2 separate regions of the Homo sapiens genome follow, and region 1 is linked to region 2. The links are chromatin loops, found by intact Hi-C in ENCODE. Cell type or tissue: dorsolateral prefrontal cortex. All regions are shown on one strand. Links, peaks and the distances in the headings refer to the core of each region. The heading gives the core; the rest is flanking DNA.

Evidence for each region. Peaks named below come from ENCODE experiments on the same cell type or tissue, not always from the same donor. Only the 100,000 strongest peaks of a DNase experiment are listed, where the experiment ranks them.
Region 1: it touches region 2 in a loop (2.0-fold over the local background); 2 of 110 quality-filtered maps call a loop at or near these places.

What each region holds. Positions count from the first base shown.
Region 1 is chr10:79,197,098-79,213,107 of GRCh38, reverse strand. ZMIZ1 (zinc finger MIZ-type containing 1) reads right to left here. Exons shown (of 25, transcript NM_020338.4): 5 at 11,416-11,524; 6 at 4,659-4,772. The coding sequence starts at 11,475. Among named protein-coding and RNA genes, the nearest start is that of ZMIZ1, 140 kb to the right of the region's middle. RefSeq lists enhancers at 2,610-3,484, 6,759-6,808, 11,124-11,624, 11,625-12,125. In dorsolateral prefrontal cortex, for the core only: CTCF peaks have their summits at 9,070 and 10,396 (motif pointing right); DNase peaks (open chromatin) are centred at 6,367, 9,067 and 10,420; H3K27ac peaks cover 1,333 bases.
Region 2 is chr10:79,256,799-79,272,808 of GRCh38, reverse strand. The region is part of intron 7 of ZMIZ1 (zinc finger MIZ-type containing 1); the gene reads right to left. Among named protein-coding and RNA genes, the nearest start is that of PPIF, 83 kb to the left of the region's middle. RefSeq lists a cis regulatory region at 5,863-6,719 and enhancers at 6,156-7,115, 7,482-7,531, 8,074-9,033, 11,163-11,457, 14,820-15,815 and 1 more. In dorsolateral prefrontal cortex, for the core only: no CTCF peak of the experiment used is centred there; a DNase peak (open chromatin) is centred at 6,038; H3K27ac peaks cover 7,424 bases.

The DNA.
Region 1 (16,010 bases), core at 4,721-12,720, 61 kb after region 2:
TGTGACCCTCTGTTGGCTGTCCAGGTACTGCTGCTTGACCCACGGTGGCGGGGTGGGGGTGGCAGGGGGAAGCACTCCTGAGGCTGCCCTGTCATCCTGGCTGCCAGACACCTAGACCCCTAGAGCCAGGGGACCTCACAGGTCAGGGAACCCAGCCTCACGCCACAGACAGGGAAACTAAAGTCCAGACACAAGACGGAGAACTTGACTGGGTATGGTGGCTCACACCTGTAATCCCAGCACTTTGGGAGGCTGAGGCAGGATAGCTTACACCCAAGAGTTCAAGACCAGCCTGGCAAACATAGCAAGATCTCATCTGTACACAAATTTTTTTTTTCTTTTTTTTTTTTTTGAGACAGAGTCCCGCTCTGTTGCCCAGGCTGCAGTGCAATGGCACGATTTCAGCTCAGTGCAACCTCCGCCTCCTGAGTTCAAGGAATTCTCCTACCTCAGCTACCCGAGTAGCTGGGATTACAGGCGTGTGCCACCACGTCCAGCTAATTTTCTTTTGTACTTTTAGTAGAGACAGGGTTTCACCATGTTGGCTAGGCTGGTCTTTAACTCCTGACCTCAGGTGTGCTTGGGATTATAGGCATGAGCCACCATGCCCAGCCCCATCTGTGCAAAAAATTTTTTAATCTGGTGTGATGGTGTAGGCCAGTGGTACCTAGGTACTTAGGAGGCTGAGGTGGGAGGATCATTTGAACCCAGGAGTTTGAGACCATCCTGGGCAACATAGCAAGGCCCCACCTTTAAGAAAAAAATTAAAAAAAAATTTAAAAATTGGCCTGGCATGGTGGCAGGTGCCTGTAGTCCCAGTTACCCAGGAGGCTGAGGCAGGAGGATCGCTTAAGCCCAGGAGGTCAAGGCTGCAGTGAGCAATGATCGTGCCACTGCATTCCAGCCTGGACGACAGAGCAAGACACTGTCTCTAAAATTTAAAAAAAATTAAAAAAAAAAAGAAGAAGACGGGTGACTTGCTTAAGGTCACGTGGTGAATTACATTAGTCCCACAAAGCAACTGAGTTGTCTTGAAAAGCGTCCAGCCTGCTGGTCACAAAACAGGAGGACAGGCTGTCTAGGGAATGCTGGAGAAGGGGTCTCCATTACTGGCAGGGGGCGGGACCCGAAAAGTCTTTCTGACTCTGACCTCCTCTGAAGCTGCAGGGCGTCCTCATTGGGGAGATGAAGGAGAGGCCTGCTGATGTGAAACCCGGTTCCCTCCTGGACCTGCTCTCCCACTGTCTCCTCTGTCTTCCGCCGTTCCCTAAGCCCACGGGAGGGAGAGGGCGCCCAGAGGGGCTGCTCTGCCCGACTACTGGAGGAGGAAGGGCCTGCTTCTGATGAGGAAGTGGTGGCCCGGGGCTTGTGCCGGCCCCTGGGGCAGGGCCTGGGGGTCCTGTGCTTCCGCATCCTTAAGTCTCAAGATGTGAAGCAGACGGGATGGCAGGGCCAGGTCTGGGGTCACTTTAATTGTGCCTGAGCTGCTTAGAAGTGAGTATGACAGAAATGTGTCCATTTGCTGCTCGGGGCTAAGTGATTTTTAATTTATATCCTCAAAGTAAGCCGGATCCAGAGGAATTTGGAGTTTGCTTCCAGAGGTCACCCCGGGGATTGCAGCAACCTGGAGGGCTCAGGCTGACACCTGGATAGGGAGGGTGTGTGTGCGTTTGTGTGGGGAGGGGACAGCTGTCTTGCCCCACCTAGGTCCCTTGGGACCTACCTCCCACATTCCGTTCTTCTCCATGGGGCAGGGCTGGGGCTGAGGATGCCTGGGGAACAGGGGCACCGGCAACAGGGCCCAGAGGCTCCCAGGGAGTCTGTGGGACCAGCCTGGGACTAGGGTAAGCTGCTCCTGCTCCCAGTGGCCTTGTTTGTAAAATGGGAGTGGTGACTCCCTGCCCACCTCAAAGGGTCTTTACAAGGATCCAAAGAGACAGTGGCTAGGGAAAATACCCTGAGCACTGAAGTGTCGTTTATGACAATCCCCACTACCCGCCACCAAGCCCCTTCAAGCTGCTGGCTCTACTGAGCTCTAAGGGAAGCTAGACTCAGGTCTCTGCAGCTGTGGCCAGGCTGCAGGAGTGGGGGCCATTCCACTAGGTACATGCCTTACACTGGAGGCAGGGAACAGAGGCCCAGGAGAGTGGGCACTGTCTATGCAGCCTCTCCTGCCATGGATTCCTCTCTGTCCAGCCAGATCTCATGAGGCCCTCTCTGGGCTCCCTCCTCCAGGAAGCCCTCCATGATCCCTCCATCCTGCCCTCAAAAGATGCTCCCTTCAGAGCTCCTGCCCCCATACAAATCATAGCCCATCACTCTCCTGCTGACAACCCTTCAAGGGCTCCCCATTGCCCTCCAAATAATGCCCAGACTTTCGCTTGGCCTGTGGGCCCTGTGTTAGCTGCTTTACACCTCCTTCCTCTGCCTCATCTCACATGCTTCTCCCTTCCCTGGGCTCCAGCCACCTGAGCCTTCTTTCTGTTCATGAACACAGCAAGCCTCAGGGCCTTTGCATTAGCAGTTCCCTCTGCCTGGAGCACCCTGCTCTCTCATCCTCCCAAGGAGGTCAACTCCTCAGGAGACATTTCCTGCCCTGTACCCTTGCCCCTTCTCCCAGAGCTCTGGCATATGTCCCTGTTTGCTCCTTTGTGGGTTCAATGTCAGGCTCCCCCTGGCAGGCCAGCCCCTTGACAATGGTCCCTCTGGGGCCCAGCACAGGGCCTGTCCCCCAACAAGAGCCCAGTGAATGTTCATGAATGAACGCATGGACAAGAGGACCGAGGCAGAGCCAGTTCCTGGTCCATCCAGGCCGGTGAGGGCCACTCTCTGATTCAGTCTCAAGTCCCCACATCCTAGATAGACAGGGTCAGGCTCGGGGCAATGTGCTGGAGACTGTGGCAGCCTGGCTGGACACACGTCACACAAGGTTCCCACCTCCTCCATCCTCTGCTGGGGTAGAAGTGAGGGAGCCTCTGGCAACATCTGTCCCTGCCCACATGGCTTAGCCTGGAACCAGATCCCCACAAAGAGGATTAGGGGGCTGGGGGGGCGGAGGGAGAAGGGGATCCCATGGGCTGAAGGATGAGGAAGACTGGGCAGTGCAGGTGGCTGCTCGATTTGGCCCGGTGGCCTGAGGGAGCCAGATGGTGCTGGCTTCTGACAAGCTGAGCAGCCCCAGGAGGGTCCTGGCTGCATCCCTGTCTGGCATCCCTAATGGCCAAGGGCATCCCCTCTGAAGACAGGCAGGCCTCGGCTGTAATCCCAGGCCCACCTCTAAGGCTGTGCGCCCTTGGGAAGTCAGTTAAAAGTCTCAGTTTCCTCCTCTGTAAAATGTGGGGGAGGGTTGCAGGCCAAGCTCACTGAGGGGATTTGGTGGGATGGTGTATTCTGTGGGCCGGCTCCCTGCCAGGCACAGAACAGATGCTTTGTCACGATAGCCGTGTTGCCGCTATTTCTTCCTCTCCAGGCCAAGGCCATGTGGGCCTTTTGTCTCCTTCCAGCTTTTCAGGAAGCCTGGTGCCCGTGGGCCATGCCCGCTGTTCCCGCCTGGCCAGACATCCTCTCCCAGCCTCAGGATAGGCGGGCTCCCCTGCCATCTGTTTACCCACATTCCTTTCAAAGTGGACTCAGGGCCTTCTGAGCAGCTGCCCTCCCTGGTCATCACACATATGGACACAGGCCACATGGCTGGGGACATTCTCAAGCTTCGAGTGACTTCCATGGGGCCCTGTTGGCTGGCAAGCTCCTTAGCCTGGCCGATCATACCACAAACTCTGGACCTGGCCTCTGCCCAGCTTGCAGCCTCGACCCTTCCTGTTCTCTGGGTTCCATCGGGTGTGTGGCCTTTTGCAGATGCTGTTCCATGTGCCCCAAGCACTCCTGCCCCCTCTGCTGCTTGTGCCCCGAGCACTCCTGCCCCCTCTGCTGCTTGTGCCCCGAGCACTCCTGCCCCTCTGCTGCTTTGCAGACTCCTGCCCATGGAGGGTAGCTCCTTTCCTCAGTTTTATGCACCCTGCCCCGCCACCCAGCCAGTTCAGGATTCCCTTCCCTGTGCTGCCTTCACTGTGGACATGATTTTCTCAGTCACTTCTTTACACATCTGCCTCCTCCGCTACAGAGGAAACCAGGCTCGGTGAAGCCTTATTCATCTTCAGTTTCCCTGGACTTAGCAGAGGGATCATACATGATCAATGAGAGATCAATGCTCATTTGGTTAGACGGATGGATGTAAGAGGGGCTCAATCAATGCTTACCTGAATGGATGGATGATGACAAAAGAAGCTCCATACATGTTTGCTAAGTGAATGAATGAATGAATGACTGGATAAAAAATGGCTGAAAACCCTTTGAGAGTTTCTCTACTGTGCTTATGATGGAACAGTGACCTGCAAAGTGAACACTGCGTCTTTCTCATCAAGTGTGGGAACCCACACAATCCCTAGGGACTGTGCCTCCTCATCAACTCCAGGTCCCCTGAGGGTGTGCACGTGGGGGACACACCAAATAGGGCCATCCCCCCAGCACCAGTGTCTTCCCAGCTCTCTCACTGGTGTCACCTCCCAATGTCTGACAACCTCTCTGAAACCTGGACAGGCACGCTAGCACTCAGCTGACCTTCCTGGGCAGGAATGCAGGCGGACAGGGTGCAGACTCACCGTCAAACAGCCCATCAGGCTCTGCTCGAAGGGCCGCTGGAAGGCCCGTGGGTCTCCGCACCAGTCCAGCAGCTCCGTGGCGGCATTGTGGAAGTTGGCAGGATTCTGTAAGTGCTGTGGGAAAGGAAAAGGAGGCGGCTGAGGCTCCAAGAGTGAGGGTAGCACAGGCAGCGTGTGGGGGTCTGGGGTGGGAAGAACCCAGCCTCACTGGGGAGGAGGTTCACAGAAAGGGGTAAAGGGGTAGCTGGGATCAGTAAGTTTCCTCATGCTCGATTTCACACCCTGTGCTCGGCATGCCTGCTCCCACCCCCCCCCACCCCCACCTCCACCCCACCTCCCCGATCCACCTCCACTCCACCCCCACCACCTCCACCCCCACCCTCACCTCCACCTCTACCCCCATCCCCACCCCAGTGGATTAGTAGCCCCATTGCAAAGACAGGAAAACCAAGGTCTAGAGAAGGCTGGTGACTAATAGCAGAGTGCTTTCTGGATGCTGGTGGGGGTGGCGGAAGGTGATCCCTGCAGGGTTCCGGGAGTTCTCCCTCCCTGATCCAGGACAGGTTGGCCCTGGAGATTCCTTCCTGACTGCCCAGCCACCGCCATCAAAGCCCAGGACTGGGCTCCCACCAGCTCTGGCTTTGGAGCCTGCTCTGCCCTAGCCACATAAGGTGATGGGTTGGGGGAGGCCACAGCCAGCTGGGAGGGTGAAGGAAGCACACGTGCCTGTACTGTCCTCACACTAGGGGCTGCTGTGTGTGACGTACTGGGCCCTGCCTGGGTCCGCTCAGAGGCTGCTGGCATGGTTGGGGAAGTCAGCCTGAGCTCAGGCCCCTGCCAGGCAGAGTCTGAGTCGATGGAGACTGAATTCTGGTGCCAGGGTGCTGGGCCTCCTGGTTCCGCTTCAGGCCCAGGCTGCAGGGCTGGTGGGGTGGGTGAGGTGCAAAGCAAAGGGGTGGTTCCCATGCCCCCCTTCACTCTTATCCGTCTCCTCAGGCCCTCTGAGTTGGGTACTGAGTCCAGGAGACAAAAGATGTGGCTAGGAGCAAGGAGCAGATTAGGGGCAAAGGTGAGATTCTGGGATGGGGCTCTGGCCCAATTTGGCTGTAACTGACTGTGTCCTCCTGAAGGACCCCTGGAGGGTGTCCACAGCACAGGAGTGTGAACCACTGCAGAGATGATGGCACCTCCTGAGGTCCCATTGCCTTGGTACTGGGAGAAACAACAGAACAGGAGCCACCCAGGGCAGTCCCTCCATTCGACCTGCAGCATGAGCCTGCCCCAGCGCCAGGGCAGGGAGGGGCCTAGGAGCCGCAGGGCCCAGAATTGGCAGGGGAGCTACGGGAATCCACACTCTGCCTTCACCCACTTTCAACCACTGACGTAGGATGGTCCCCTCAGCTCCCTGAGCCTCAGTAGCCTCATCTGTAAAATGGGGATATGACAGAACATGACTTGGTGGTGGGGTTTTATTTCTTTCGCTTAAGGTTCCGTGACTGTTGCTACAATGTAGTTCATGCGAGGCAAGGTATTTAAAAATGGGTGGAGGAAAGTGAAATGAAGGAGAATGTCCTCCTTCCATGGAAGTAAAGGGAGAGAAAGAGATGTAGGAGAGAAAGAGGGCAGGCAAGCAGCAACAAAGCCCTCCATCACGGGGCCGCAGTGAGGCTTAAACAAGATGAGGCTTATACAGCCCCTGGCAAAGTGCCTGGCGCGTGGGGTGCTCCCATGTGGGGCTGCCCTTGGCCCTGACTCTGTCTCCCAAAGGCTCTCCTGGAAGTACAGCTGCATGTGGCCGCTCTCAGCCCTGGCTCCTTCTGCAAAGGCAGTGCTCCCTGCATTTGAATTGTGTGAGACAGGAGTAATTTCAACATACAGAAACAAGCCCTTTGAGAGGGCAGCGGCGGGTCCTCACCTCTGCCTCCTGTGCCCTTTCTCTAAAGCATGCCCCTCAGAGGCCACAGGTGGTATCTAGGCTGCACGTGGAAAGCCATGCAAATCAGCTGATTCCTGCCCACCAGCCACCCCTGCTAACCGAGTTGTTCTGTTTATTTCAGTGATGTCACACCAAATTAGCAGGGGCAGGAGCCACTGCATGCTGCCTCAGAGCTGCCTGCCCCCAGCTGGTCACAGCACCCCACTTTGGGGCTCTGGGTGCAGGGGTAGCCTCTGAGGTCCATCTCAGAGGCCCAGTCTGGTTCTGGCACCCGAGTGCCCAGCCTTCAGTATCTCACCAGCGTTCAGAGCTCACCCCAGACAGCTTGTGTGGCCTGTAGGCTGTGGGTACACCTCATTGCTGAAGAAAACATCAAGTGTCCCCTTTGCTGGCTTTTTTTTTTTTTTGGACAGGGTCTCATTCTGTCACCCAGGCTGGGGGGTAGTGGTGCGATCATAGCTCACTGCAGCTTCAATCTCCTGGGCTCAAGTGATCCTCCCACTTCAGCTTCCCAAGTAGCTTGGATTACTGGTGTGCACCACCATGCCTGGCTACTTTTTGTTGTTGTTGTTAATTTTTAACAGAGACGACGTCTTGCTATGTTGCCCAGGCTGGTCTTAAACTCCTGAGCTCAAGCAGTCCTCCTACCACCGTCTCCCAAAGTGCTGGGAATACAATGATGGCTACTGTGCAGCTCTTTGGCCTTGGTCAAGCCCCCTCCCCTCTCTGTGCCCTTGTCACCTATTTCAACCAAGAGGTGACTGAAGTGCACAGAGAGACAAAGTGATCTAGTGAGATAAGCAGAACAGACATGGTCCAAACCCCGTCTCAGCTGCTGAGCCATGCAGCCCAGGAGACATTGCTGCACATCAGACCCTCATCTGTGAAACGGGGTAGTGATGGCATTCAGGGCTGCCGCAAAGTTGAGAAACGACAAGGAACTCATTACAGAGCAGGAGCCCAGGGAAAGACTGCTACTGCTGTTGATGCCAGGGCCCCTCCACGGTTCTCTGTTTCTCTTTTGAGCCTCCTGAGGGGAGAAACAGCCTCCTGTTCACCTCTGGAACCCCAAAGGCTGGCACAAGGCTGAACCCCATGGGAAATGATTGGGGAGCAGTTAACTGTCCAAAGGATGGTGAGCCTGCTGTGTAGGCCAGCAACATGGCCACTGCAGAATGAGCCCCAGTGGGAGGTGGAGGGAGGGGCCAGGGCAGGGCAGGGGTGAGCTTGGCCAGCCGTTGATGGGCTGGGGATGGGAGCACATGTTTGAATCATAGGCAGAGGCCTCCCTAATTATGGCTGTTACTGGACACTAGTACTCTGTCCCCCATCAGAAAGCCTGCCCATCTCTATAATTCCTCAGAAGAGTTGGGCTATATCCAATGCCATTGAGTCTGCTGGGGCAGGAACAGGGCACACCAATGCCTTGAAATGATGAATTCATCTTATCAATCCATCTGTCCACCAGTCCATCTGTGAATCAAGTGATTCATCCATTCATCCATCTATGCGTGTATCCATCCATCCATCCATCCATCCATCCTAAATGAATCAATTCATCCATCTGTCTCCTTGCCAGCCCACCCATTCATCCATTCACCACTTTATCCACCACTCATCCATCCCTTCATTCATCTACCTATCTACCCATTCATCCAGAAGTTAATTTATCCAGTCACCCACCTATCTGTTCATTCATCTATTTATCCATTCATCATCTATACACGTCCACCCACCCACCCATCTAACTATCTGCCCATATGTCCATCCATCCATTCTCTTATGTATCCATCTATCAGTCCACCCCTCTCCTCAGCCCACCTAAAATAGCTGGGCCCCACTCTGAGCTGGATGCTATGCTAGACTCTGTGATTTTGAGATGAATATGGCATGTCCTTTGCCCCCAAGGAGCTCAACCTGGTGGGAGACCTGATGTATTCCTACAGGGCCCATAGCTCCAGAGAGACAGAGCAGAGTAGGTGAGACAGCTGGGTGCCCAGGAAGTGTTCAAGCTCAGGGATGGGGTACAGATGCTCAGAAGGGCCCCTGGGGTTCAGGGCAGCTGCTGAGCAGGAATGAGCTGATTTGCAGGGCTCTCCATGTAGAGCTGGGATGTGGCAGTGATCTCTGAGAAGGGCATGTTGCAGAGAGGGAGCACTGGTTCTCCCAGTACCAAGAGGCTGAGAAGGGGCAAAGGCAGCTTAGATAGAGGCTGTGAGGGGACATGGGCAGCAGGGTGCAGAGGGTGGGGGTTGGTGAACGCCAGCAAAGGCTACAACCAAGGTGAGGGCAGGAAGGGAAGGCTGTGTGGAGAGGTGAGCCCCTACCAGCCTGAGGTCTGCACAGCTCGTCATCTCAGCTCGTGCACACATGCTTGCCTTTCTCTTCTGATTAGGTTACAGGATGCCTGAGAATCAACAGTCCCCAGCCAGCCGAGGCTGACTTCTAGGGCAGCTGTGGAGCAGACAGATGTCAGCACTGAGCTGTGTCTGACCGGAGATGTGGGAGGAGGGGCATGGAGCACGTAGGGAGCTCTGGATGGCCCAGGGGGCATCTGGGCACACTCACAAATGCGCCACTGCCTGGCTCAAAAGCAGAGCCCTCTGTGTGTGTGCACGCATGTGTGTGCCGGGGCAGGTGAGGGAGGGTGGTGTGGGCTCTGGCATGTGCTGGTTGAATGTGAATTAATTATGATGCCCATTTTATAGATGAAGGGAAGTGAAGCGGCAACTTAAGGCTGCATAGTTTGTAAGCGACGGAATGGTGACTGAGCTGTGTGCCATGCTGTGAGGGGCTTCTGGTGGGCCTCTGCCCAAGATGGACCCAGGGAGGGCCAAAGAAGTCAGGTGCACCCTGACCCCTGGTGATACGGAGCTAGGTGCCAAGAGGAAAGAGGCTGAGAGCAGGTCTCGGCAGGAGTGGTGTGCCTGCCATGCAGAGGGTCCCATGCACAGGAGGCATGAGCATTCCATTGGAGGGCGGGGCCCCTGCCAGCTGAGCCAAGGGTGGGAGAAACGGAGTGAAAGGTAGAGCTAGGAAAGAGCCCTGCAGAACCCTGAGTGGGAGGAGGGAGTGTGGGGGAGGAGGGAGTCTTGGCGTCTGGTTTCTATTCTGCCACGGTGAACAGAGGCGTGTAATTGGCGTTTGGGAGAGCCATTTGGGCTGGGTTCAATCTGTAACAAGCCTTCTTCAATTTCCTCTCCACATACCCTGCATAGACTTTAAGATTCCTCTGCTCGATGCTAATAAGAAGACACACAACCCTCGTTCTCGAGGAACAGCCTCAGTTCCACTGGGCAGGCACCTTGGGGAGGCTCCGTCTGGGTCCTGGCCCTCAAGGAGGGAAGGCTGGGTGGGTAGGGGGCTGTGAGTTCTGCCTGGCGGAAGCCCAGGGGCCAGCAGCCCATGCTGGTTGCCTGAGCTTCCTGCTAAGCTGGCCTAGGCCAGGGGCCTGAGCCCCAGCACTCCCTTCCCTGTCACTGACATACTGAGGACAATGGACACCACACACCAGGGCTGGGCTACGTGCATCACCCACAACATCCTCACAGCATCCTACGAGGTAGGCCCCATTTGACAAATGGGGAAGCTGAGGCTCAGAGAAATGGAGGACTAGCTTGAGATCTCACCATGGGTCCATAAAGGAATGAGCACTTGGGTCCAAGGCGTCTGACACCAAAGCCCATGCCCCTCTCACTGTACCTGGTCCTTCCTGGAGTGAATAACATTCGTGGGTCTGTGCAGGGAAGCTGCCAGCCTGGGCAGTGGGAGCTGGGCCCAGCAGGTGGGCACGTCACTCCTGGCCACCGCTTGGGGGCGCCCCTGTGAAAGGTTCCCCACCTCCCGGCAGTCCAAATAGGGGAACTCCTGGGCAGCTTGCCTCTTGGGCTTGGTATGAGCTTCAGCAGGGTGGGGACCATGGCACTCACTGGAATTAGGTCTTCCCAGCACCAGAGGGGCTGAGTGGACTCAGGCTACCCACTTCCCCTCTCTGTACTTGTTTCCTTTCCTGTAAAATGATATGATTTCCTAGGACCTCTTGTCTTGTGGCTTTTTTTTTCTTTTTTTAAAAAATACAGATGGGGTCTCACTATGTTGCCCAGGCTGGTTTCAAATTCTTGGCTTCAAGTGATCCTCCTCCCTTAGCCTCCCAAAGCGCTGAGATTACAGGTGTGAATCACTGGGTCCAGCCTATAATGGGTTCTTATTTTTAAATAAATTAGTAAATATTTTTAAATTTTCTCAGCTTTAATTTCTTTTCTTTCTTTCTCCCTCCTTCCTTCCTTCTTTCTTTCTTTCTTTTTTTTTTTTTTTTTTTTTTTTTCTGAGACAGGGTCTTGCTATGTTACCCAGGCTGGGCTCGAACAATCTTCCTACCTTGGCCTCTCAAAGTTCTGGGATTACAGGCGTAAGCTGCCACACCCAGCCTGTGACTTTTTTTTTTTTTTTTTTTTTTTGAGAACGACTGGAGCAAAGGGGCAGGGAGCTTAGTTCTAGGGAGGGAGGTGGTGGGAGAGAGATGGAAGTGCCAGGTGCATCACTACATCCTTGCACATAAACAGAGCCCAGAGAGGCCACAACACTGGCCCAACGTCACACAGCTGGGAAGGGTGTGGAAAGGGACAGGGCAGCATTGGCACTGAAACCCAGGCATGTGATTCCAGCATTAGGCTGGTCAGTGCCAGCATGCCAATAACGGCCTCGATAGGTAGGTGGTCAGGAGGCCCTGCCATCGTCTCCAGCCAGAACCCACCAGATGCCCTGCTGCTGCAGCCCGCCCCATCTGCCCCGCCCTCGGAGTGTGCCTTGCCCCACACCCACCTGCTTGATGCACTGCAGTCGGTCATTGGTCTGCTGGATGTGCCTGTCCATAGAATTCATTCTGGCCGTTTCACTAGGTTCTACCCGAGAGCCATGAACGTTGTCCAGCCTGCGAAGAGAAAGGAGAGGTTGTCACTGGATCACGCCAGGCCTGCCAACCTTGAGCAGCCTCCCAACTGCCCTCTGGCCACAACACTGGCAGGTTCCAGAGTCCTTTGCTGGGCCCTGTGGGGCTGCACCTGGGGTACCCCACTGGGCTGAGGGCAGGAAATGCTTCTGGGTGCTTTCCATGTGTGGCACATGTGAGCACTGGGCAGGCATGCCCACCAGGGGATAAGGAACTGCACATGCAGGTGCACACATTTCTTCTCTTTTCTTTTTTTTGAGATGGAGTTTTGCTCTTGTCACCTAGGCTGGAGTGCAATGGCGCGATCTCGGCTCATTGCAACCTCTGCCTCCCAGGTTCAAGCGATTCTCCTGCCTCAGCCTCCTGAGTAGCTGGGAATACAGGTGTCTACCACCACACCCGGCTAATTTTTGTATTTTTAGTGGAGACGGAGTTTCACCATGTTGGCCAGGCTGGTCTCGAACTCCTGACCTCAGGTGATCCGCCCACCTCAGGCTCCCAAAGTGCTGGGATTACAGGTGTGAGCCACCACGCCCAGCCAGGTGCACACATTTCTGTATGCGCATGTGTGTTTTGGGTGGTGGAGGGGGTGGCAATTCCCCTTGGATTCCTGGTTCAGGGCTTGGCCCACGTGTGTGTGTGTACGTGTGTATGTGTGTGTGTGTTCATACATGTGCATGCAGGGGGACCTTCCCATATGACGACCCTCAGTGCACATGCACATGCACATGTGCTCTGAGTGGAGATCTCAGGTGGCATCTGCCCTCCCCCAGTCCCTCAGGCTTTGAGTTGTTCATAATTTACAAACCACTCACAACTCTGTTGTTTTCACTTTGCCCTCCTGGAAAAGGAGGATAAGAATGAGCACCACACCCATTTTCTAGATAAAGAAACTGAGGCTGAGAGACAGAAAGGGAAAAGCCAGGGTGGCACATCAAGTGGTGTCTGAGCCCACACCAGGAGCCAGGGTTCCTGACTGCCAGCCCGCGGTTTCCACTGTGCAAGGCTGACAGTGCGGGTGCAGGGATGGCTTGGCACTAGGCTCACCCTTCCTGAAGTGCAGGAGAAGGGAGTGCTCAGGGCCATTAGCATGAATGGGACTTCCCTCTGGATGACAGAGCTAAGTGGAGGAAGCTCCTTCGGCTCGAAAAAGCCCTGGGAGTCCCCAGGCCGCTCCAGGGAGGCCACACAGCAAAGGCGGGGATCTAGGTAGAGAGAGGAAGGACTGTACAGCCCTAGTCCACCCACTGTTAGGGGTCCAGGTCCTTGGGCCAAGGCAGAAGACTGCCCGCTGCCAGTTCGATTTGCCCTCCTGCCCCCAGTGGACAGTTCAGGCTGCAGACACTTGGATCACACCCAGGGTGCTGGACAGGAGACCTGGGGCCCTAAGCCTTCCCTGCTACTCTGTCGCACTCCCCACTAAAGACCCCTCATCTCTGGCCATGTCAGCCAGGACTTTTCACGTGCTGGACACCTGCATTCTCTCCTTTCCTTTTCACACACACTCTCTAAGGCCAGGATCATCTCCATTTTAGAGATGAGGAAACTGAGGCCCCAGATGTGCCAAGTCCTCGCAGCTGGTGGAAGTGTAGGTTGTGTCTGCCTGCCTGTCTGCCTGTCTGCCTTCTACACACGCTTGTTGAGGGACCCAACACCATTGCCTGGCCCCAGCCTTTGGAAGAAAGTCCTGTTCCTCCTCCAATTGCTTTAAAGGATGTGTAGCTCTTGGTGCAATTCTCATTGCTCCATGTGTGTCTGAACAGGTAATTCATTTGCATGGTTCAAAAATCAGAAAGTCCACAAAGATATCGAGTCCTGGGTCCAGACCCCGTCCCCAGTCCCCTGGTGCCCTTTCTAGGAGAACCAGTGCCATCAGTCCCCCTTCTGGAGAGTCTCATCTAGAAGCAAATATCTACACACACTATTTCTTGCCACATTTTTAAAAACATAAAATAATAACATTCTATACACATTATTTGGATGTTGCTTTCTTTTCCCCCCTCTTGATGATACATCTCAAAGTTTATTCCACATCAAGACACAAAGAACTTTTTTTTTTTGAGATGGAGTTTCACTTTGTCGCCCAGGCTGGAGTGCAGTGGCGCAATCTTGGCTCACTGTAACCTCTGCCTCCCAGGTTCAAGCGATTCTCCAGCCTCAGCATCCCAAGTAGCTGGGGCCACAGGTGCTGCCACTATGCCTGGCTAATTTTTTGTATTTTTAGCAGAGACGGGGTTTCACTGTGTTAGCCAGGATGGTCTCAATCTCCTGATCTCGTGATTCCCCTGCCTCGGCCTCCCAAAGTGCTGAGATTACAGGTGTGAGCCACCACGCCTGGCCACCTTTTCATTTTTTAATGGCCGCACAGTATTCCTAGGTATGATGAAGCATTATCCAACTAACATCTGCCCATCGCCCCCTGCCAGGTGCTGTTCTAAGGCTTGAGCCCTCAGACAAGGCCCCTCTGCTCTGGGGGCTCACACTCCAGCCTGAAACGAGGGACCCTGAAGCTTTTTCCAATTTTTTTTTTTTTGAGACTGAGTCTCGCTCTGTTGCCCAGGCGGAGTGCAATGGCGTGATCTTGGCTCACTGCAGCCTCCGCCTCCCAGGTTCAAGTGATTCTCCTGCCTTAGCTTCCCAAGTAGCTGGGATTACAGGCGCCTGCCACCACGCCTGGCTAATTTTTATATTTTTAATAGAGATGGGGTTTCACCATACTGGCCAGGCTGGTCTCGAACTCCCGACCTCAGGCAATCTGCCCACCTCGGCCCCCCAAAGTGCTGGGATTACAGGCGTGAGCGACTGCGCCCGGCTCCAAATTTTTATCATTGCAGTGCTGCAGGAATAACCGTTCACATCGGCACATCACACGTGTGTGAATTAGTCTAGAGAACATAGGCTCAGAAGTGGAGTTGCTGGGTCATCTGGGAATTTGTATTTTTGATAAGTGCTTTCTGGAGCTCTACAGCAAGAAGGGGAAAGTGGGGGTTGTACCCATATTTATTTCTTCCACCCTCACCCTGCCAACCATCCCTCCATTCATCCCACCCACCACCTATCACACATGTCACACCCTGAAGCCCAATTTCTCCACCCATCATTTATCTATCGAAATACCTGCCTGGGGAAGGAGGAGGGGGGTGAGGGAGCATCCAAAAAGAAAATTTAAAAATAAATAAGTAACAATAATAAAAACAAATGCCCGCCTGTTCACCTGTCTACTCATCCACTCAAACATCTTTAGTCTCCACTTGCTCATCTGTACATGCTTCTTCTCTCCAAGAAATGCTTTTTTGTTTGTTTGTTTGTTTTTGAGACAGAGTCTGTCGCCCAGGCTGGAGTGCAGTGGCGTGATCTCCACTCACTGCAAGCTCTGCCTCCCGGGTTCACGCCATTCTCCTGCCTCAGCCTCCCGAGTAGCTGGGACTACAGGCGCCCACCACCACGTCCGGCTAGTTTTTTGTATTTTTAGTAGAGATGGGGTTTCACCATGTTAGCCAGGATGGTCTCGATCTCTTGATCTCGTGATCCACCCATCTCAGCCTCCAAAAGTGCTGGGATTACAGGCGTGAGCCACCACACCTGGCCAAAATGCTTTTTAATAACGACACTGTGCGGGGTCCTAGGCCAGATGGGTTGGGCGTGCGGAGATTAAAATGAAATCATTTTCTTGTGTTCAAGGAACTCTTGGTCCAAGCCCACATTTACCTACTAGATGACCATGTGCTGAGCTCCTCCTATGAGTCAGGTACTGGTCCAGGCACAGCACAGATAAGAAAATGTAGTTACATCCCCATTTTACAGATGAAGAAACTAAGGCTTGGAGGTTACAGCTTGTTGGATAGGAGCCAGCTCTAGAATCCTGGCTTTCCCTTTACAGTTTTTACTCTTGAACAGGTCCTGGGGAGGGGACAGGGTACAGGTGTGTGTGTGTGTGTGTGTGTGTGTGTGTGTATGTGTGTGTGTGTGTATGGTCTGGGTTGGCAGGGGCGTAATCAGGGCAGCTCCGCTTGCTACTTCTGTAGGTCACCCAAGCGGGAGCTGTATTTGTCCTCCTGAGTTTACCCACACAGACCCTCAGCCAGCATCCACATGACAAAGGCTCCTGGGGTCAGGGACAAACCATGGTGTGGAAGACAAGGACACAGAGAGCCCAGAGCAGGAGCAAGACAGTGCCACCTTCAGCAAGGCCATCTCAGTTCCTGGTGCCAGGCCCCATCAGAGCCAAAGGACCCTGGTGGTCTCCCAGGCACCATGTGATACCCATGCGGCAGTGAAGGCCTGGGTCCCACGTGGGGGCATGGGTGAACACTGGTAGCCAGGGTTCCAATAGAGAATTCAACTTTCACAGCCAGCCAGGACAGGGAGACCCATCCCACAAAGGCCTGGGTTGGCTCAGCTCCTAGCTGGAGGAGACAGAAGAGAAGTACAAAGAAACCTCATGCCCGGCAGGCCTTCATCCTGCTGT
Region 2 (16,010 bases), core at 2,982-10,981:
CAGCGTAAAACGTAAAAGCACGCACCACCCAACTCGTCTAAAGTGAACCCACTGAGCTCCCCTCACCTCTCCAAACTGCATCCTTGTGACCAGACTCCCTCACCTCGATCCATTCTAACCTACAGTACCAAGGTGTTCTATCACTCACCCAACGTTCATTCAACAACTGGCTGCTGAGCACCTTGTGTGTTCTGGAGGTACTGCGGTGAAGCAGGCGAGGCTAGCACTCCTGCTGAAACCGCACATGGCCCCCACTGCTGAGTCCAAACCACTTAAGATGACGTGCAAAGCTCCGCAGGCTGGGAGGACGCCTTGGCGCTCATCTCTCCTGACCTCAGCTGGCAGCTACAACCCTGTGGTTCAGGGTAAGGGACTCCGAAAGTCTGGATTCGATTCGAAACCTCATTCCCTTCACACCTACGTGACCTTAGGCAAACAGTACAATCTCTCTGGGCTTCGGTTTATCTGCCAAATGTTAATGCTTACTCTTTAGGGTTATTGTGCTATTTTTTTTCTTTTTTTTTTGAGACAGTCTTGTTCTGTCACCCAGGCTGGAGTGCAGTGGTGCGATCTTGGCTCACTGCAACATCTGCCTCCCGGATTCAAGCGATTCTTGTGCCTCAGCATCCCGAGTAGCTGGGACTACAGTTGTGCACCATCACGCCTGGCTAATTTTGTGTGTGTGTATATATATATATTTTTGGTAGAGATGGAGTTTTGCCATGTTGGCCAGGCTGGTTTCGAACTCCTGGCTTCAAGTGATCCACCCACCTCGGCCTCCCAAAGTACTTGGATTACAGGCATAAGCCACTGAGCCCAGCCTTACTGTGCTATCGAATGACACTAACACCTACAAAGTGTTTAAAAGTGTCTGGCATGTAGTTAGCACGAAGAGCCTCTCAGCGCCGTGTGTGCTCTGCTTGTAGCAGGCAAGAAAGAGCCTTCCAGACAGAAGGTGGTCTCTTATTCGTAAGCCCCCTCTGCCCAGCAGGCTCCAGGCCCACCTCTCTATGCGCCAGCCCCACAAGACACCCTGCAATTTCATGCCTCTTTCCTTATAGAACTTGCACTTCTTTAAGGCTCATCTCTAATGGTGCTTCCTCCAGTTTCCCATCTATAAAATGGGTTTAACAGGAGCTGCCTGCTTCACTGGATATGGGGTGTAAATTAGTGTTGCAAGCCAACCCCTGTGATATCCAAGTAGAAGCCAGCAAGTGTGCAGGGTGGGCGGAGGGCCAAGGACCCTCACCAATCCCTGCAACCCCATATCCAACTCCGCATCCCAGAACACTGTGAAGGCTGCTGAGGCATAGCCTGAAACCAACACCCAAGACCTGATCCCAGTTGTCTGTTACTGTGTGACACCTTGAGCAAGTGACTTAACCTTCCTGCACCCCAGTTTCCTCATCTCCTAGGGTAGCCATATGGATGGGACCGCGTTACCTCCATGAAGCCCAGGGGAGCCAGGCACACAAATCCCTGCATATGCTCATTACACCACGATTGGTGTTTCTGCCTCGCTCAGTAGAGAAGAGAACAACAGGATGGTCCTGGGACTTTGCATCTCTGCTTCTGATCACATAGCAGAGGGTGAGACAAAGGGCCTGGGCAGGCACGAAGCTCCAGAAGTTCATGGAGATGGTGGGGGCCCTGAGTAGATGAGCAGGCCTGTGTGCTCATCTGGCACACATGTTGCACAGGGCCCCTTCCCCCTGCCTCCTTCTGAGCCGCCTAGGGGTAGAATGAGGACATCGAGTGTCCTGCTCTGAGATGCAGGAAGCAAAAATCAATTCCCCATTTGGAGGCAGCTGTGCCTCTGCTTCAGCTGGTGGCAAGGCGCCGGTGGCCCTGGAGGGAAGGCATTACTTCTTCTTTCCCTAGGACACCCCATGGGACTCCCACAGCAACCCCTCAATAGTGGCCATCTTTTGTGGGGGTAGTGGGGACAGTTCCCCAGGATCCAGAACAGCCCAAGACCCAGACCCAGCCTCTCCCATGACCCCCTCTAGGGCCCTGGCTTTTAGTAGATAAGATCCAGATAGTCACTGCCACATCCGCAGGGAAGCAGCAGCCCTGAGGGGCCAGCAGAAGGGAGAGTTGACCTCAGCAGAAGCGACAGTTGACCTCATGCTCCTGTTGCCTATGCTAGTCTTTGTAGCGTCTCCAGGAAGCCACGGGGACACCAGGGTTCCCACTCCACACCAGCCGTGACTTAACCAAGATCACTGACAAGCAACACGTGTCCTCCAGTGGCGCTGTGCCATAGTATGATCGGCGGCGCATTCTTCCTTCTTAGTGGCATGTGAAATAGTGGTGTGTGCGACCAGGGCTGGTATCTTCTATAAATGGGACCCAGTGGATATGTCTAAGGGCCCTGCACCAGCTGCACCCAAGGATGCTATGGCGAAGGCAGCACCAACACTAGCCAGTGACCCTGTGGTCACTCATCTAAAACAGAAAAGGGAGTGAACAAGCACTGGCTCTGAGGATCAGAAGGGGACCAGGCAGGAAGGCACCGAGGAAGAGCCAGCTTCCCAACATCTGCTTCCCCAAGACCTTTCCAGCAACTCCCCTGTAGCCAGCAGCCCCCATACTGTCTGTCCGTTAGGGGGAAAAAATGAAACCAGATGTCGGGTGAGGCAGGCCTGAGTGAGGATGCCGGGGCAGCTGGTCCTGGCTTGCTCAGGCGTGCCCTCCCCAGGGGCAGTGACAGGCCCTGTATTTGCCCCTGTACCTGTAGCTCCTAGCAGCACAGACGCCCAGGACTGGCTGACCAAATGAGGAGGTGAGAGGCAGAGGAGTGCAGCCCTAGTTCAGGAATCGCCTGAGTGCCAGGTGAGGAGGGTGGATCTACATGTACTGTTCAGACAGGCCGAGTGACCAGCCTTTGTTAGCATCGATCGGGTCGGGTGTCACGGGGAGCAGGTACGCTCACCTGGGCACCTGGGAAAGGCTTCCTCGCCAGGCTGCACTTGGCTTGAAAAGGAGCAAGAAAGCAGAGGCAGCCACAGCAGCCATAGGGAAAGAGGCGCTCCTGATGGAGCCAGGCAAGGGGAGGTGCGGACAGTGAGAAGCCTGGGATGCTTGCTCCTGGTAAGATCTGGCGGTCAGGAATGGATGACAGCAGCAGTGGGGTGCAGGGGGAGGCTGGGAGGGATGAAAGGCCATCTGGAGAAGGGAACAGAAGCCTGGATGTATGGCTGGGCGGGAGAGTCATCGAACACACTGCAGCCTGGGGAAGCCACACGCAAAATGAAACAAAGGCCTAAGTATCAAAGAGCATCTTAGCAGCTAAAAGGCTGCTGGAGAACAGAGAAAGTGTGTGTGTGTGTGTGTGTGTGTGTGTGTGTGTTGGGGGGAGGTGTTGGGAGGGGTGCTTCTGAGACCCAGGAGACCCCCAGGGATGGGGCAGCACTCAGAGGGGCCCAGGAAGAGGCCTGCGAAGCAATGGCAGCAGCATCTTGAAGCAGGGCCCTCTCATCCTCAAACCATGCCCTGGCAGGTGGCAAGTGGGATTCATGATTCCAATAAAAATATGAATGATACATTTTCAGATGCTTCCATCCCATGAGCTTACAAAAGGCCACACAAGACCCTCTGAAGTAGCAGCAGCAGTGAGAGTGGCGCCACTCCGCAGCGGGGGAGACTGGGCATGGGAGCTGCAGGGGCTTGCCTGTTGAGTCAGGGGCAGGAGAGCCAGGCCCCCACACTGGTCCTCACACTCTCCCCTCTGACATGTCGCAAGTTCCTGCTCCCACATCCACTAGAATCCCAGGGAGCACCTCGAGCTGCCTCAGGAAGACGGGCCCCTCCCTGTCCCACCCGCTGGTCACCACATCCTGATGATCTTTGCAGTCTGTTCCCTTTGCTCCTTGCCTGCTCCAATCCAATCACCTTCTGCAGCCCTGCCGGTTCTCCTCTGAATTATGACAACAGCATCCTGTCATTCCTCTCCATCTCCAAACCTGCCTCCTGCCAACCTGCCCTCTGCAACGCGGTCAGAGGACTTCTTCCACCCATGCATTCTGATTACCTCTTTCCAATCTGTATCCCCAGAGGCTGCACAGGGCCTGGTAGATGGCAGTTGCTTGATGGATGCAGACACGAATCTTGGGCCACACTACCCAGGGGAATGCCATGGTGCTCCGTAGCGACAGCATGAGCCCCTGGGGCCACGATCGGATTTGGGGGCTTCACTTCTACAACCCTGGCACCCAGCACGGCGTTTAGCACATGCTATGCAGCCAACAGATGACTAACACACTGACATGAATCACAGCTAGAAATAACCCAATATGCTGAGACGACTGGGAAGGAAGGACAGACACTGAGACCCGGACAACTGGAGCAGCATCTGTGACCAGGCGCTCAGCGGCCTTTAAACCTACCAGCAGCTCCCCATTCCTGGGGGCAGGAAACCAGCTTCAGAAACAGGGTTCTGAAAGGAATCTCATCACGAATGTGTCCAGAGACTGGTGCTGTCCTCAAATAAAACCTACAACTGAGTCACATGACACATGTTTCATGACATGCACAGCCACCCCAGTCACGGGGAACAGGAGGCAAGCAGTTCACAGCAGCAACAGTTCATACAGCGTGGGGGCCAGCCACAGCCCTGGTCGTCCTCTGCTCAGGGGCCGGCGCTGCTGTTCATGTTAGTGAGATGTTCCCAGCATCTCACCCAGGGCTCCCTGGAGATAGTGCTGCTCCTTCTGCTCCTGGGCCCAGGCCGTGCTCCCCTACCCTCTGATCCTCCTCTTTCAGCTCCCAAACACAGGGTCCTGGGACCGGGGAAGCCTGGGAGTTCAAGGCAATGGGGTCTCCTGAATATCCCTGGGACCCCAAGTTCTATAGCCATGCACAGAAAAGAAGTGGTGGTGAGGGCTTGGGAGGGGCGGGAGAGTGCAGCAGACACAGGGGTTTGAGTCAACACGGGCCTGGACTCCTCATCAAATCTCTAAAATGGACAGACACTAAGAGGAACCTCTCCTGCTCACTGGCCTGGTGTGAGGAACCATGAGGTGAAGGAAGGGCCCCTTTGTCAACACAAGTGAGAGACGGCCCATCTCACACCAGAGTCCCACCTGGAAACCAAAAGCAGTAATATGCTGTCTCCTGCCTCCAGGAGGCAGAGTGACCAAGAACACAAGCTCTGGAGCCAGGCTGCCTGGGTTCAAATCCCAGCTCAGCCACGTAGCAGCTGTGTGATCTTGGGTAAGTTACTTTAGCTCTCTGTGCTTTGGTTTTCCCTTCTGCAAAATGGGGATAATAAGTAGCACCTACCACCTAAATTACCATGAGGATTAAGTAAGTTACTATACATAGAATGTTGGTACAATACCAGGCATGTAGAAAGCATTACATGGGAATAAACTGTTAGCAGTGTTGCTGTAGTATACATGTTCCCTTGGGATGCAGAGGGTGCTCCATTTCTCCACCTAAGTACTGTAGAAAATTGCTCAAATAAAATACAATTTCTTTCACCCATCTCCAAGAAAATCATGCAGATGCTCAGGAGTGCCCAGCCTCACACCACCCCTTCACACTGGGTGCTCCCTGGGGCAGACAGTGCCCCCTTCCCTACTGGACTGGGTGCTCCCCTAGCACCCAACTGTGCCCACATCCAGACACCCCAGGCCCTCACAGGGCCACCCCGACAGGCACTCATTTCTGACTCTGCTCTCAGGCCAAGCAGTGCCAGGAGGCTGGTCTAGGCAGACCCCTTCCTCCTCTGGAGTGTGTGGGTACAGGGGCTGGGGGGACTTTGCAGCTGTCCTCTCCACAATAGGAGGCCTGGGCGGTGGGCAGAGCCCAAGCCCCTCCTCAGCCCCATTCCACTGTGTCCAGAAGGAGGTGGGAGACGGGCAGGAACTAGGATTCCTACTCTGGCTGATTTACTCAAAGCAGGAATGAGTGGTCTGACTCATGAGCCCTGAGAACAGAACTAGCCGCAGAATTGTTACTCTGCCCGGCTGGAGGCTGGGGCTCTGGGGCTGGACTTCCTGCCTGTAGACCCGTCACTGCTGGGTGCCCCAGAAATAGGAAAAGGGGCCTCCTCCCTGCCAGCTCTCTTGGGTCATCTCCCAGGAGGAAATAGCACAGGAAGCACATGACCACAGAGACTCACAGTCCTCGGACCGGGGGCAGTGACTACTGGGCCCCAGGAGACCAGGGTTGGCTCTAGCGAGACCACCGCACCATCAGTGCAGCCTCAGGGCCATGTGTGTGCTTCTGTAAGATGGGGCACCCCTTCTGGCCCGACTCACCCTGCTGTGGATGAGGATCTAACCGGGCCGTGGGAGCACACAACCTTTTGGTTCTCCCAGCCGTGTGGTTCTTCCTACTTCATTCAAACCTCCCAAGACCCAATTAGGACCCTGCCAAGGATTACACTACCTGTATTTTACAAAAGGGAAATCCAGGCCCAAGAAGGGGTGATTCAAACAGTCACTCCACAGGACAACGGCCCCGCCCACTGCTGGTACGCGAAGGCCCCACTTTCATGCCCATAATTCTGTGACATCATGTCTGAGAGCAGGCATATCCCCAGGAGACAGCTCTGTGCCTCCTGCCTGCCTCCCACTCCTAAGACTTGGTGCCAACCCCAGCTTCTTGAACCTCCTGTGTGACTGTGGGCAACTTCCTCCCGTCTCTGGCCACATGTAAAAGACAGGGGGTGGGCACTGCTCTCTGAAGTCTGTGGCCCCCTGAATCAGCCCTGGCCTCCAAGTGGGGTCACGTTTCTCAGGGCGCAGGCCAGTCTTGACCTTGCATGACTTCTTCTCAATCTTGCAGGTGATATGGGGTGAGCTGTCTGTCTGCACACTTGGGGTGGACTGCCTCTCCACACCGCTAGCAGGGATTACAGATGGAAGGGGCTCCAGAGAGCTCACCCTGTTGGGCTGCTCCGTTGATCAAGGCCAAAGCCCAGAGAGTAGAGTGGATTCGCTGAGGTCAAACAGCCGATGCTTGCAGGACTCTGAGGGTGACAGGGTCCTAGGAGAGTGGATGGGTGGGGAGCACCCTGTGGTCTCAGCTGCTGGGGCTGCTGAGGGGCTAGGCCTTCTCCTTGGTTATAGAAAACATCACTTCTGGGGCATTGTGAGTTGGACTCTGGTGACCCTGACAGCTGACCCCTGGAACCTACATCAGAGAGGTTTTCCTTGGGGGAAAATCTCAGTCTCCGGCAGACTGATGGTATTGCTGCCTCAGCACCATCAGTAGCAAGCTGAACTGAGTTTCAGCTCCTCCTGAGTTTTCTAGATCATTCCCATGTTCTGCTCCCTGTACCTCTATCACCATCACTTGTGGGTAAGAAAGGCCAAAAAAAAAAAAAAAAAGAAAAGAAAAAAAAGGAGTTGTCTGCTGGCGCTTGGGCTGCGAGTGACCCTGTCCGTCTCTGCTGCCCCCACCCCCGGTCCCCACACAAGCTGAAGCCCTGTGCATAGGGAGGACTGGCTAGTTGGGTGGTGCAGGTGGCCTGGGATCTGCAAGCAGGCTCCCGGCCCAGCTCACCCTGCCCTACCTGCTTCCCTGTGCTGGGCAGGTCCTGCCTTCTCAGGTCCTGTGGTCCAGTCTGGCCTGAGAGAGGGCCTACAGCCTGTCCCTCCCTCTAGGAACACTCCTCGCACGCCCGCCCCCTCTCCCCAAGGGCTGCCCGGGTTGTCAGGAGCTGGGAACTGGGAGCCTCGAGGCGTGTGAACTCACCCTGGGAACTGAACTCCAGGGAACCTCAGAGCCGTCAGGGCTAGTTTTGTCAGTGCTGTTTCCCAAACCGGTTTGGCCATGCCTCACCCAGTGGAGGCTGGGCAGGATGCATGGACCCAGGATAAGACGCCAGACTAAAACCCCAGCCCAGAAAATTCCCTGCCACCTCACACTATCATCTCTAACTCAGGGGCCATCAAAGACATCCCAAAACAAGCTCAAGAGGGTGTTGTCCACAGAAAGGGAATGCCCCCCTTTCTTTTTGGGGGTACCCCAATAAATGCTTCTGCAAAGTGCCCCCTTAGTCCTACCATGCACTTTTAGCTGAGAACAGCTCACAGGAGCTGTCACCATGTACTGTGCCCTTGTGAGGGGCTGGCTCACATTTCCTCGTTCCTCAGACCCTCACAAGCCCCTCCGGAGGTGGGGTAGTCACAGGTCACAGCCCCTATCTTGGAGAAACTAGATACTGTGCCTCAGTGCACACCTGAGTATGTGGCAGGCCAGGGCCAAGGCTGGCCTCTGTCATCTTACCCTAGGGATAAAAATTTGCTGGCGGCAGGGCAATGGCGGAGGAGCTCTAGACCACCTCAGTAGGAAATTAGGTAGCACTAATAGCAAAGCAAGCGTGCTGGAGAGGGGAGAGGTGCCCTGAGAAGGGGATGGGTGGTTACAGTCCCTGCATTCAGGGCCCCAGCAATGGGCCTCAGTCCTCCCTCCCCCAGCAATAGATTGAGGCCAAGAGGTACCCAAGAATGCACCAGTGTCCGTGGTGAGGCGTGAGTGCCAAATGCCTCTCGACCTCCATTTTGCTCCAAGGACCTCTGGGCAGGAGAGAGGCAAGCTCAAGAGGCAAGGTGACAAGGTCAGCCTGCGCAGGGAGGTGAGGAGGCAGTCCCCAGGCTGGCCTGGGTCAACAGTCCCACTCCATCTGCAAGGTGAGAACTGAGCCACACCCGCATGCCCAGGAACCACGGAGCCTGCACTCCAGCTCTCATTCCAGCAGGAGCCACCCTGAGCGCCTGCTTTCCATTCCGCATGTAATTTTTCCTCGGGGCTAAACATCACTGCCCGTTGCTGGCTCTCAGGGAGATGGAAGGGTAAGGAGGGGTTATGTGAATCAATTTCTTCCCTGCATAATTTACTTTTCTGAGGAGGTCCCCTCCTTACCCTTCCCAGGTGGGTGTAGGCAGTTTAGCTGTGTCCTCTCCCACCCAGCATAAGAAGAAGTGGTTGGAGTGAGGCTGGGCCTTCCCTAGGGTCAAAAAGACCCTGGGGTCTACACATCATGGCTGTCCGGACTTCACAGACGGCAAGAGACCATGTGTTTGAGCACCGAGAGACCTTGTCATGTACTCCCTTGATTTGATTTGACCTCAACCCTTAGTGTCCAATTCCAAGCCCTTGGTTTTTCCTGCCAGTGACAACCCCCAGGACCTCTCAAGTGGCTTCATTCCACCCAGCCTGGGCTCATGAATCCAGAGTATGGGCTCTGTCCTGGGGGCCCGGTGCTGACACTAAGCCTTGGGGAGGTGGTGAGCCTAGGGCATCACTGTTTATTACAAAGAAAACACCCACAAATCTTCCCAAACCTGAAGAGTGACTCAGGAGACCTGTGCCGTGGTAACAAGGGGCAGGAGAGGAACTGAGATGGGCTGCGCTTTGCTGGGTGACTCTGCTGACCAGACTCTACCATCTCACCTCCAACCATTTGCACCCCCGACTCCACCCCACCCTTCCCTGCTTACAGTGCCTGACTGACTTGGTTAATTGCCAAGACTCTCAGGTTCCTGATGCAAGAAACTCAGAAGGCTATTCGTTCCTCTAACTCTGAGCTAGTGCACCTGAGGTCTAAACCCTGCAAAGACCGAAGCCACGAGGTCAGGCTCCACGCCAGCTGTGACCACTCTGGAAACACGTGTTGTAAGCTCAGGAGCGCATGGCACCATCTCTGTCACTGCGCCACTGCGCTGGCGCATGCAGTGGTACTTACGCGCTCCCTTCTGACCCTGTGCTATGGGAGATGACAACCTTCAGATGGGTTCTCGACCCAAAACCTGTTGTAGGGTTTTCCCTCTTATCCATTCATCCAGCAGAAGCAGCTGACGGCTGGCACATTTCATGTTTCTACGTCTTGACTTCCTAATCGGTCGTTCCATTCCTTTTCCGAGAAACCCAGAGTATGGAGGCTTGACAGCCCTGGAAATCACATATGCCTGGCTGTTATTAAACCTCTCCAAGTCCCCAGCAGATTGCCCAGTGGATGCCCACTGGCTGCCCAAACACCAGACTGGTCTCCATTCATTGCTCTGGGCCCTCCTTCCCAGCTGCAGGGGTCCCTGTGCATTCTGGAGAATACATGTCACTCTTTTAGCATGCTAGCTACCGGTTTTAGTCGTGCACAAGCACACGCCGTTCAAGACAACCTGAGATAGGGACTGAATTTATAGAACACTGAGGGGAGGGAGGAAATGAGAGAATTTCTCTTTTTGTAGAAGATTCTTTACCTGATGAAATGGTTCTCTGTGAGGTTTCTTTAAATATCCAGTTGCCTTGTTGCAATGAAAATCAAAATGGTTTATAAGAATGCCATTTACATCTGGTGCTTCCTGGCTGCACCTGTTACTCAGTGTAACACACTTGGGGTGATGTCTGGATGGTGCGGTCCCAGAGCAGGGCTGAATGATTCACTGCAGCCTGGATCTCCAGGCCAGGGATTCTCAATCTTGCCCATGCATTAGAATAATCTGGAAGGCTTGTTAAAACACATGCATGTTGGGCTCCACCCCCAGTGGGGTTTCTGATTCAGTGGGTCTGGGGTGGAGCCAACGAATACATTTCTAGCCAGGTCTCAGGTGCTGCTGATGCTGCTGACCTGGGGACCCCACTTTGAGAACCACTGCTCGAGACCAAGGGATGAGCTCAGTGCCTGCAAGATGCAGGTGCTCTGTTACTCCATGAACAAGATGAGGGGGGAAACATTCTTTTCTCTCCCCTTCTGGGTTCAGGACATAAGCAAGTTCTTAGGGCCAGCAGAAGCATGTGCTTGGCAAACGTTCGCTGATACTGCTGTGGACCTCCCCTGACCTTTGCATTCAAAGCTCTGGAGATTTGACCCTGAGCTCTCTCTCCCTGGCCTATGAGACAGGAGAAAGGACTCTTACAAGGGTGTCAGGCACATGGAGCCCTGGCTTTATCTACTAGTTATGAACTATGTGATCTTGGCAGGCGTGTGCACCTTGGTTTCTTTGCCTGCATGCAAACCTATCTCACCTCGGTGCTCTAAAGGTGTAACAAGGTAACCTTGACAGTGGCTATGGATGGAGAACTTGATTCAGACCAGGCACTGTTCTGAGCACTTTGCATGTGTGGTCTAATTAAAGCTTCTACTCTGAGAGGGCATTGTTGTCCCCTGCCCGGCATCTCTCAGCAACACCACTTGCTGGTGTCCCTCAGCCCTCTGCCTTGGAGCCTGCTTCACAGAGTGGCTGTAAGAACTGAACTAGGTCCTGCAGGCTCCGCCTCACTGCCGGCTCTAGGAAGCAGCCCCAGGTAGGCGAGGGACAGACAGCAGCCTGGGCCATCTGCAGTTCAGGCCAGGCTCCCTGTTTCTCTTCCAGAGCAGCTGGGGGAGGGAGCCGTCATTTGTTTAGGCCTCTGCAGTGTTTAATCAGCACGCAGCTCTCTCCCTCCTCCCCCTCCAGCGCCTGCTCTCTCCCTGCAGAAAACAGCTCTCTGCCTTCTGCCTCTGATGGAGGCCATGAAAAATTAACACGGAATGTAGGGAGAGGGAAGGGAACACCGGGTAGGGAGGGGCATTGGAGCTGGGTGACCAGCTGGCCTGAGCTGAGCGCGCACCAGTTGGGCAAGCACGAACTGGATGGGCCTCTGAGGGGCCGGCCGGGTCAAAAACCCGACCACCCGGCGGGGCCACAGGGTCTTTCATGACGCTCAGCCTGGGGGTCTGGAGCACATCCAACTACCCTTGGGGGAGCCGGAGTGCAGAGTCTGGGCCTTTCTGGGGTCTCGAACCCCTGGAGAATCTGAAGACAGGGATACAGTCTCTCTCTGCCCTGAAGAGAGCCAGGTCATGCAGGGACGTGTCCTCGGGAAGGTCAGCTGCAGGCTAGGCAGAAATGAGACACGCCTCCTTTCTCTGTTCATTTTCCTGACAATCCTGTGGAGACAACTACCCTGATTTGATAGGAGGAAACTAGTGTTCAGAGAGGTTAAGAAAACCTGCCCAAGGACAACCAGCGAAAACAGCAGAGTGGGATCTATTTAGTTTTAATTAATACAATTACTTTTCATTTACATAAGTACTACACAAATCCATTCTCCTTATAAAGCTAATGTTTCCCCAGCCTCCAAACCCAGTTTCCCCATCACATCCGATGATTCCACCTCACCGTTCCATTTCTTCACTTTGAAATGCTATTTTGAAGAAGTAATTAGAAATATACAGAAGCCGAATAAAAGGCGTGCATTGAAAAACAGTCTCCTTGACGCCTCCCTGTTGCCATTCCTTCCAAAGGGGAACCACTGCTGGTGGCTTTGGGTTTTTCCTTCCAGGGTTATTCTATCCTTGGCACCTACCAGAGACTTTGCCACCTCTGCCTGGAAGGTTCTCGTCCTGGACAGCCACGTGATTCACTCACCCCCTCATCCTCATGCAGCCAGAGTTTCCCTGACCTGACCGTTTATGAATTGTCGTACCTCCCCACCACCGACTCCCTCTATTTTCCTCCCCTGCCTCATTGTTCTTCAGAGCACCTATCACCACCTGCTTTTAAAGTCCTGATTCCCCTCCCTCCATGCTGGAACAAAAGCTCTACCAGGGCTAGGGTTCCCATGTGCTACATTCGCCAGCACATCCCCAGTGCCTAGAACAATACCTGGCACACAGGTGACAATTAACACTGATGGAAGGCAGGGCACTGCAGGTACACAAAGCCTGGCAGAGTATGCATGCTGTTTTGAACTCAAACTCACTGTCACGCCTGTGCCTCTTTCATCTTTTGTCTCTTGCTAGGACACAGCCTAGTCTGGGGCACACAGCAGACGCTCAGAGCTCAGAATGACCAGACCGGAAACGTGACCCTTACCTCACACCACAGACCAACAAAAAGTCGAGGGGAGTGGAGAGAGGGGGAGCAAAACAACATACTGTCTAGAAGGTGACAGAGGAAAGGCTGGGCGCGGTGGCTTACACCTGTAATCCCAGCACTTTTGGAGGCCAAGGCAGGCAGATCACTTGAGGTCAGGACTTTGAGACCAGCTTGGCCAACATGGTGAAACCCTGTCTCTACTAAAAATACAAAATTAGCAGGGCGTGGTGTGAGCCTGTAATCCCAGCTACTGGGGAGGCTGAGGCAGGAGAATCACTTGAACCTGGGAGGCAGAAGTTGCAGTGAGCTGAGATTGCACCACTGCACTCCAGCCTGGGCAACTGAGTGAGACACCACCTCAAAAAAAAAAAAAAAAGAAGGTGATAGAGAATATCTTCATGATCTGGGGTTTGGGGAAATTCTCAAGAAACACAAGCACTAAGCATTAGGGAAACTTGATAAATTTTCCTATGGAAGAATGTCCTGCATCCCAAAATACCCCATTAATGGAGTGAGAAGCACAGGGTGAGGGTGAGTCTGCATGGAACAGAAGAAGCCACACGGTGCACGATGAAGCCCTGTTGAAGGGTTCTGGGGAGTTGGGCTCCTCAAGACTGTGCAGCGACCCAGGAAGGCTTCTCAGGAGAGGCAGAAGGTGACTCCCTCCCACTCCTCCCCTAGGTCTGGCCTCCTCTCTCTTCTCCTCCATGAAAAACCAGAGGCTTTAAGACAGACAGGAGAGCTCCAGCCCCCCCTTCCCTGCCCCACGCAGAGATAACCAAGCAAGAAAAAACAAATTAAACAGTCCAGGAGCCGGGCAGGGCCTTGGGAAGTTTGGCTCGACAGGGCAACAACATTTAACAAAGCTCACATCATCCATCACTTGGGCCCAGTCATTTAGATACTGGGCATTTGATTAAACTAATACGGGCGGCTGGGGCGAGGCATGGCTGGGCGCTTCCTCCCCTCGCCTACAAATTAGACCGTCACACACAATCCGATTACCTTGACTGCCACATTTATCTTGGGAGAGGGGCCATCCATCACTCCTCAGCAGCTGGCTCTGCCCTCCCCACATTAGTTCTATCAGGAGGGGAGTGAGTTCGCCCCAAAGTTTCAGCAGACCATGTTCAGTCAGTCATTCCTTCCATCACCCACTCCAGATACTCACCCCAAAGTGCCTGCCCTGGGGCAGGCCTTGGGCTCAGCATCAGGATGCAGAGAAAACAGTCCATGGCCTTCAGACTCATGGAAGGCTCATGAAAGGGGAGCTATCTGGGCTGGGCTTGGAGAGCCTAGAATGTTGGTGCTGAAAGCTATGTTGCACTGATGGGCACAGGTTTATGTCCCACTTTGCCTCATCCAACTGAGACCCTACGCATGACAATCACCAACCATCCTCAACTTCACACCTATGAAATGGGATAACACAGTACACTGCTGGCCAACAGAATTTCTGCAGTATTGGAAATGTTGATTTGTGCTGCCCGAAACAGGAGGCAGGGGCCACATGTGCTACTGCACATGTGTGGCCAGTGCAACTGAGGAGTTGAGTTTAAATTCCATTTAACTATTTTCTTTTCTTCTTCTTCTTCTTTTTTTTTCTTTTAAGACAGGATTTGGCTCTATCCACCCAGGCTGGAGTGCAGTGCTGCAAACATGGTTCACTGCAGCCTCGACCTCCTGGGCTCAAGCTATCCCACTGTCTCAGCTTCCTGAGTAGCTGGGACTACAGGCGTGCATAACCACCCCTGGCTAATTTGTTTTGATTCTTAGTAGAGATGAGTCCTCGCCATGTTGCCCAAGCTGATCTCGAACTCTTGGGCTCAGGCAATCCTCCTGTCTCAGCCTCCCAAAGTGCTGGGATTTCAGGCATGAGCCACCGTGCCCGGCCCATTTAACTTCATTTCATTAAATTTAAGCTCCAATTAGCACATGGGGATACTGGCTCCCACGCTGGGCTCTGCAAATCCAGTTTCTGACTACCTTCTTGGGGTTGCTGTGAAGAGTAAGCAGGCCATCCTTAAAATGCCCAGGACAAAGCCTGGCACATGACAAATGCTCAACAAAAGCGAGGTCCCTTCCCTCTGGGTTCTGAGACCAAGGATGTAGGGCTATTGTCTGAAGAGCCCTGGACTCAACAGCAATCACCTTTGTGGTCTCATAATACAGCTCAGAGTTAAAGACGGTGCAAACCATAAAGTGGCAGGGATAGAACCTGAGTCCAGGTCTCTGTGGCTTGGAACCCCGTCTTTCCACTGGACACCTGGCTCCCCAGGAGATAGACAGCAAGAGCAAAGGCTCCAGGATGGGGCCTGGGGAGGGCAGGTCTGCCTGGCAGGCAAAGACCAGCAGCTTCTTCCCTGAACATCACCATGGTCTGTGAGGCCTGGCTTCTCTTCCAGATCAGTCACCTCCCAATGCTAGCACCTCCCAATGCCAGGCACAGGGTCACCCCAAAGCCTGACCCACCCCAGCTCTGCAGGCCAAGCCCAGGGCAACACCGATGTTCCCCTGACTCAGGGTAGAGCTGGGGCAGCCAACAGAGTTTCTGGTTCCAGATACACCAACTCTAGATGGTGCCCAGTCCTAAAGCTTTTGCAGAGCAACCAGGACAGCACAACTGAGGCCCTCAGTGGCACCAGGTGCAAAAGACCTCAGGGTCATCCGGCTTCTCCTGCCTTCCAGGGTGTATTAGCAGAGGCTCAGAGGCTGGCAGACAGGGGGCAGACCAGCTGCTGTCACCAGGAATCTGAGGGCTCTGGGGTCCCCACAGTGGTCCTCAGTCCCCTCACTAGGGACCCACCCATCCTCTTACAGGGCTGCAATGGGATGAGCGGAGTTGACATGTGAATAAACAGGTGAGGACGGAGCATGTGCTCACTCGGGCTTGCTTAATTATTGGTGTTGTCTGAGGTCTCAAGGCAGGTCAGCGACAAGGTGAGACCCCAGTCTGTCTCATGTGGGTCTGGGGAGGCTGTAGACAGCATCTAGGAAGAAGCACTCACATAGAAGCCTGAAGACGTCACTTTTCACTGATGGGCTGTGTCACCTGGAGCAAGCCATGTCACCCCTCAGGTCTCCCCACCTCTTTTTTATTTTCTTAATGGAAAAACTAGAGCAAAATCACAAGCATGCACAAACCTTTCTGTGAGGATCAGATGGGGCATGCCAAAGCACTTATGACCTGGATAT